Linked DNA regions of Homo sapiens: region 1 is linked to region 2. A link is a contact called in ENCODE Hi-C or POLR2A ChIA-PET data. All regions are on one chromosome and are shown on one strand. The core of a region is the stretch at or near the end of the contact, and the rest is flanking DNA. Distances in the headings are between cores, read along the strand shown.

Region 1 (3,381 bases), core at 825-3,324, 37 kb before region 2:
TCTACTCCCTTGCCTCTGTGCTAAAGGGCTCCCCAAATACACTGAAGTCAACTCAGAACCCCCTGGGCCACCTTTCCCAGGCTGAGCTTCTCCCTCTTCCCAGGAAGCCTCCTGCAGCTGCTTTAACTCAGGGCATCGCTCTCCCTCTGACTGCCTACAGCATTTACAGCGTGGGGAGCCCAAATTACCGTGTGTCCTTTTTATAGCCATGCATCACTCTCTCATCTTTCATGATGCGTGTGTTCAGTGTCTCCAACAAGACGGCATCTCCTAGGGGTTGGGAGTGGTGCTTCACACTTTCCACCCTCTGCTCCCACCTCTGGCTTTGCACGGGGCTCAACCTTTGGTCCTCTGATCCTCTCCACATGGAGTAGTCCAGTTACTGGTTGAAGGTGTCCAGGTTCTTGGTGTTTTGAGCAAATAATTCAACAAAATGCACAAATAAAGCAAGGAAATAATGAAGCAACAAAAGCAGAGATGTATTGAAAACGAAAGCACACTCCACAGGGTGGGAGTGGGCCCGAGCAAGGGGTTCAAGGGCCCTGGTTACAGAATTTTCTGGGGTCTCAATACCCTCTAGAGGTTGCCCATTGGTTACTTGGTGTATGCCATATGTAAATAAAGAGGATAAAGTCAAGTTACAAAGTCATTTACTCGGTATGCATCCTATGTAAACAGAGAAGATGTTACTGCCTGTGTAAATGGGTAGGATGAAGTGACGTTACAAAGCCAGTCACACTCCTGTCATTGCTGAAGTGTTTCCATTTGATTTAGTTCCAGGAATTCCTTAGGTTCCCCGCCTCCAGGCCCTATTCTCCTGCCTCAGCCCCTTCGTGTGCTTTTTTTTTTTTTTTAAATGAATCTACCACTGATTTGCAGATAACTCCTATGCCTTCACTCTGATCTCAGTCCTTCTCTGTCACTCAGGTTCTACTCCCGAATCTCCCATTTTCCATGAGACAATTCCATGGCCATGTATTGTCATCACCTCAAATGTAATATGTATGAAATAGAATAATCTATATTCACTGCAAACCAGCTTCTATAATTAACGTCCTTGTCTTTGTCAAATATTTCACAAATCATTTCCATTATATACTCCTTTGACAGAAATACAAATTATAAATGAAATGTTTATTTAATTGAATTCCTGTATACTGCATCTGACTCCCAGTGGTCAATCTCCACCAAGCGCGGTAAGAGTTCCAATAGTGTCACTGTGTGACATCTCTCCTGCTCAGCCATCACTCACCCGACAGTCTCCATGGCCTGGAATGCACTGAGAGTCCAGAAATCAGCGCCAAGCATTCAGGACATCTTTACTCTTATTAAGTAAAATGAGTAGCCAAAGTGATCCCAAAAAGTTAATACCCAACATTTATAACTTTGCATCAGGAGAGCCTTCTTAAGGTCTCACTCAGCACCTATTTATTCTTACTTTACATTCAGTCCTAATGAAACTGGCTATTGGCTTACAACTCTATGGTAGAAGCACAAAAGTATAAGAGAGACAGGAACCACAGAGGTTAGCAGCAGAAGCAAGACCACACTCTGGGAGGGAGGAGATGATTTGAAAGCTGTGAGAGACGCTTAAAAGAATGGTGTTCCAAGACCATCTCTGATGAAGGCAGAAAGCTGTAGCTTATCTTGAGAGGTGACGCCAGCTGGGCTTCTGGGTGGGGTGGGGACTTGGAGAACTTTTCTGTCTAGCTAAAGGATTGTAAACACACCAATCAGCACTCTGTAAAAACACACCAATCAGCGCTCTGTGTCTAGCTAAAGGTTTGTAAACACACCAATCAGCACTCTGTAAAATGGACCAATCAGCGCTCTGTAAAATGGACCAATCAGCAGAACATGGGCGGGGCCAAAAAGGGGAATAAAAGCTGGCCACCCGCGCCAGAAGCGGCAACCCACTGGGGTCCCCTTCCACAGTGTGGAAGTTTTGTTCTTTTGCTCTTCATAATAAATGTTGCTACTGCTCACTCTTTGGGTCCACACTACCTTTATGAGCTGTAACACTCTGCGAAGGTCTGTGGCTTCACACCTGAAGTCAGCGAGACCACGAACTCACTGGGAGGAACAAACAACTCCAGATGCGCCACTTTTAAGAGCTATAACACTCACTGCGAAGATCTGCAGCTTCACTCCTAAAGTCAGCAAGACCACCAACCCACCGGAAGGAAGAAACTCCAGACATATCTGAACATCTGAAGGAACAAACTCCAGACACACCATCTTTAAGAACTGTAACACTCACCGCGAGTGTCCGTGGCTTCATTCTTGAAGTCAGTGAGACCAAGAACCCACCAGAAGGAACCAATTCTGGACGCAATCTGATAGCAGCCTGATCTTAGATTACAGCATAGCAATTATATAGAATAATAGCAAGTATTTGCCTAATGCTTTATATTTTGCAAAATGTTTAAAAAATTATTTTGTCTGCTTCCCTTAGGCATCTTTTGAAAGAAATAAGGCAAGTATATTCTGATTCTTCACAAAAGGAGACAGAGAGAGAGATGGAGTGACTCACCCAAGGCCAAGGAGGAAGTTAGCAGAGCTGCTGGGAGCTCAATCTCTCTGTCTTACACCCTCGACATTGGGGTAAGATATGGGGAGAGGAGGCTGGTTAATTTTTCCTTGTGGTTCTCTCTGTCCTCTCCCTTCCACTCTGGACAGCTCTGGAGGCCCTGCCCTTCTCCACAGCCCATGCTTGCCTCACCTGGACTTCTGTGAACCTCCCCCCTGGTTGCTTCTCTTGACCCCAGTGGACACCCCATCCACCAAACCCCCACTGCCAAATCAATGTTCCCCAAATGCCACCTTTTCTCAAAAGCCTACAGTGGCCTCCTTTCTCCTGAAGCTGAGTTCCTGAGCACCTGGCTGCTGAGACCCTCCAGGATCTACCCCCACCCACCCCCACACCCCCACTCACAGCCCCCACCAGCTTTGTGTCCCTCTGCTCTACCCACCGTGCCCCGGGTGGGTGGGACTCATTGCCTCTGGCTCCCCTTACTCACAGTCTCTGGGCCTTTTTGTAAATGTATCATCTACATCAGCAGGCCCCAACCTTTTCGGCACCTGGGACGGGTTTCATGGAAGACAATTTTTCCACGGACTGGGAGTCGGGGGGCAGTGGGGGAAGGTGGAGGTGGGATAGGAAGGTGGTGGGTGGGGGCGGGTGGAGGTGGGGTTGGGATGAAACTGATTAGATTCTCATAAGGCGCTCAGAACCTAGACCCTCGCACTCGCAGTTCACAATACGGTTCGTGCTCCTATGAGAATCTACTGCCACAGCTGATCTGACAGAAGGCGGAGCTCAGGTGATCCTGCTCGCTGGCCCCCGCACCCACCTCCTGCTGTGTGGTCCAGTTCTTAACA
Region 2 (3,659 bases), core at 197-2,696:
GTTTACTTGGTGCTAAAAAACAAGGACCTAAGTCTCACGAGAAGACTCCACACACTCCTGAGTGTGACTCCAAGCATTTTAACATCTAGTTAATAAAAGCAGGAAGGAGGGGGAGGGACACGTTGTGAGCAGATTTCCAAAAGCATGCCCTGGGGATGGGGTGGGGACAGGGGCTGGTGAAATGCAGATTCCTGATCACCACCTGAGATCCCCTGGTCTTCGAGACGGCATCGGTACAGAGAACCCCAGGTGATTCCAGCATACACCGAACATTTGGGAGACTGACTGAGGAACGTTTTTCAATATACTCTGACCATTCCTGTCTCTTCCTGCCTTCTTTACTGCCTTGAGGTTGCTTAATGGGCTTTCTTCCCAGAGCTGAAGGTGAGATCCTTGAAGACAGATTTTGATTAATGAAAGAAAGAATCAATCAACAAAAGAAAGGCAAAAAAGGAGCAAGGAAGGAAGGAATCAATTACGTGAACGTGGATCCCAAGAAGAATTTCAAGCTGCTTTCGCTCAACAGCCTCCCCACTTTCCTCCTTAGGTGATGCAGGAAATTCACGTGCATCCTGGGTTCACATGATCCAGAATCACGCGTCTCCACCCTATATCCTCCCAATAGGTTCCAAGTCGAATCTCTCCACGGCCTCGCCATCTGCCTGCAGCCTTGTCCATATAATTCCACAGCACCTTCAGATGTCTTTTTCCACAGTGCCATGAAGTGGAAATTAGGAAACACCAAGATTATTCTGTCACAGACATATTTGCTAGCCTTCTCTTTAACTGATTGACACGGGGGAAAGTGCTTTCAGTTAGCTTGCTATAGAGTGGGACAAGAAAGCCACGTAGTCATAAACATGTGCCTTTTAAAAATCAAATCCTACAACCAGTACGAGCCTGATGGATGCAACGTCAGCGACTGCTCAATGGCTTCTCTCTGGAAGGTGCTTTTTGTCCCCAGGCGGCTGAAGGTCATAGCATTAATCTGTTCTCCAAACCCTCAATCTTAGGCCCCTCTCCTCCCTTCTGGTTTCTTTCTTTCCCAGCTCTGTTTCCTGGATGCTCTGACTGTCAGCAATAACAAGGACAAAGGTAGGGCAAGGGACCTAAAAGGACGAAGGAGTGTGGAGGAGGAGGAGAAGCGCTGGGGTGGCTGTTTCACCTTCAGCACACACTCCAGGCTGCTCTGACGGAAAGACCCAGGAAGGCCATTCATTGCAGACTTTTCTCACCCTGCCAAGCTGGACAGCTCGAGAACAGGCCATGGAAGTGGTTTCTCCCCTGAGACCATCATTTCAAGACCTATTTGCCCTTTGAGGCTACCCACGTGTGACCCTGGGAGATGTGTGTGGCTATATTTCACCTCAAACCCTAACCTCAGCAGCTGTGCTGTTTGGTTGCTCAGCCGCGGAGCAGCAGGTGGCCTTCTGCTGTTACCCATGAAGGGGTCAAGCTAGGCCAGGCCTGCTGGGAGCCCAGTGAAGATTTACTGGCAGTGATGCCTCCAACACTTCTTTCTCCAGAGCGAGAGCAACAGCAGGTGAGGCATCCATGACCAGCCTGTCACTTTCCTCGGGGAAAGAGAAAGGAAGCCATATGCTGACCTTTCGTGTGCAGAAGTAGCACAGTCAGAGCATATGTCCAGGAGCTGCAGAGACGCCATACGCATAGCACAGCCTTTGTCCAAACACTTTTCCAAGAATAAAAAGACTTCATTAATGCAATGCACTCCCTCACACCCCCCAGACGCCAGCTAGCCTCTTGATGATTTCACCGGCCAGTTTCTTTGTTGTCTGGAGAAGGTTGTGGGCTCTTCTGTCTATCTTCCAGATAGTGGAGGCCAGATGGGCAATAGACTAAGAATAGGGGCTAGCACTGCAGCAGTTTTGTTAAGCTAGCTATACAAAATAGAACTTTCTGGCTGGACACAGTGGCTCACGCCTATAATCCCAGCACTTTGGGAGGCCAAGGCGGGAGAATTGCTTGAGCTCAGGAGTTTGAGACCAGCCTGAGCAATAAAGCGAGGCCTCCATCTTTACAAAAAAAGAAAAAGAAAAAAAATTAGCTGGGCATGGTGGTGCATACTTGTGATCCCAGCTACTAAGGAGGCTGAGGCAGGAGGATCACTTGAGCCCAGGAGTTTGGGTTGTAGTGAGCCATGATTGCACCACTGCACTCCAGCCTGTGAAACAGGGTGAGACCTTGTCTCAAAAGAATAAAAAATAAAAATTTGTTGATGGAGTAATGAATATTGCAGTGGAAAGCAATGATATTGTCCAAGGTTGAGTCTCTGCAAGAGAATAGATCTGTATCTGCAAGATGAGGGCCTCGATCACATGTATGTAGATGTGGACAGACAGGCTGACTCATGCTCAGGTTGTTTTTAAACGCCTGTGGCTTTAGGGGGAAAAAGACAAAAAGAAGGAAAAGTGCCCAGATTTGACAGTGTGTGGTACAAGTTTAGGTGAGTTTTTTCTTTCTTCCTACAGGATAGATTTTCCAATATTCCTATAGGATAGATTTTTCCAGTCTCCTATGGCAAGCGTTTGTTACCATCATAATCAGAAAGAAGATGACACAGTGTCCCAACACTGGATTTACTATAGTCTACACCATGCAAATGAATTAACTCAGTGTCAGATGCCTCATCAAAGGTGGGGGAGAACAGGCATGGTTGAGTCATTCCCACAAATCAAGCAGTTGGAATCCATGAAGAAACTGTCTTCCACAGCATCAGAGCACCTTCCGCCAGGAACGTGCCTGAACCCGCCTGGCCCTGGAGGTAAAGTTTAGAAGCAGAGACTGGTTAGGAACCAACCAGCCACACTGAGACACCAGCTAAACGCCGGTTTCCATAAACCTCTTTAGGAGCTTAGGAACTTCAATTTTATTGACCATCAACCATCCAGTCTTAGATAAAGGGTCAGGGAGCAACATTTGAAGAGGAAGAAAGGGAGATGAATGGGCTCCCTCTGGCCCATTCGATTCTGTGCCTCTGACCCAGAAAACTGGTCATTGTCAGCTCTTCTCTTGGGGCTTGCCCCAGCCTGGATTAGCAAATCATTTCTGCAAACTGTGAATGCCTTGAGTACAGATTTGCTGGGATGTGGGGTTTGGGGAGGAAGGTAGAGTAGAGGATGTGTGCTCAGACCTTTCTGGGTAAATATATTAAATCATGTCTGTTTAAAATAGAAAGCTAGTGAGAATGTTCCCTCTTGCCAGCTTCCAGCATTGATCTTTCAGGGCATACACTGAACAAGGAATATCTAGGTCTTCTTCAGGGCAGCCAGTATTTTTACCAGGGCAGCCCTGATGACGTCACTGGGAAAGTTCCTTTTTCTATTTTCTTTTAGTCCCTTTATCTACAGGCACAGCTGCTTAATGAAACCAGAAGGCCTGGGATGGCACCAGAGCTTACTGACCACTGACCAAAGAGCAGAGGAAGATAAGATGCCACAAAACCAGCACAAACCGGAATAGATGACCCTTAGTTGCCTTCAGATCATTAACATATCATTATAATGCTAAAATTTCCTCCCCCAAAGGAAAATCTCCACCATTTTGTGTACAGGTGATATATGAACATATATATTTATGAATTAGGCATATCTGGAGTCCCGCCCTGCACATGCAAACACGCTTCTCTCGCCCTGCAC

Evidence for each region. A loop is a pair of places that touch in the nucleus more often than their neighbours do. ChIA-PET counts read pairs that join two places held with the same protein, here RNA polymerase II (POLR2A). Pooled maps may share reads with other maps.
Region 1: a pooled map shows a loop between it and region 2 (2.3-fold over the local background). The contact joins two enhancer-like sites. A Hi-C loop is called at or near these places in 7 of 168 maps with a recorded cell type or tissue (CD8-positive, alpha-beta T cell, GM12878, K562 and 3 more), 1 of 37 single-sample maps with no recorded cell type and 4 of 50 pooled maps. POLR2A ChIA-PET finds 5 or more read pairs at or near these places in 5 of 52 experiments (K562, MCF 10A, OCI-LY7 and 1 more).

What each region holds. Positions count from the first base shown.
Region 1 is chr6:150,309,909-150,313,289 of GRCh38, reverse strand. No RefSeq gene overlaps it. Among named protein-coding and RNA genes, the nearest start is that of IYD, 57 kb to the left of the region's middle. Within about 2 kb of position 2,074, at least 2 of the 41 ENCODE cell types and tissues checked have a DNase peak (open chromatin) inside an H3K27ac peak, as active enhancers do.
Region 2 is chr6:150,271,843-150,275,501 of GRCh38, reverse strand. All of the region lies in intron 1 of LOC105378054 (a long non-coding RNA gene), which reads right to left. Among named protein-coding and RNA genes, the nearest start is that of IYD, 95 kb to the left of the region's middle. RefSeq lists an enhancer at 1,412-1,912 and a cis regulatory region at 3,111-3,659. Within about 2 kb of position 1,446, at least 3 of the 41 ENCODE cell types and tissues checked have a DNase peak (open chromatin) inside an H3K27ac peak, as active enhancers do.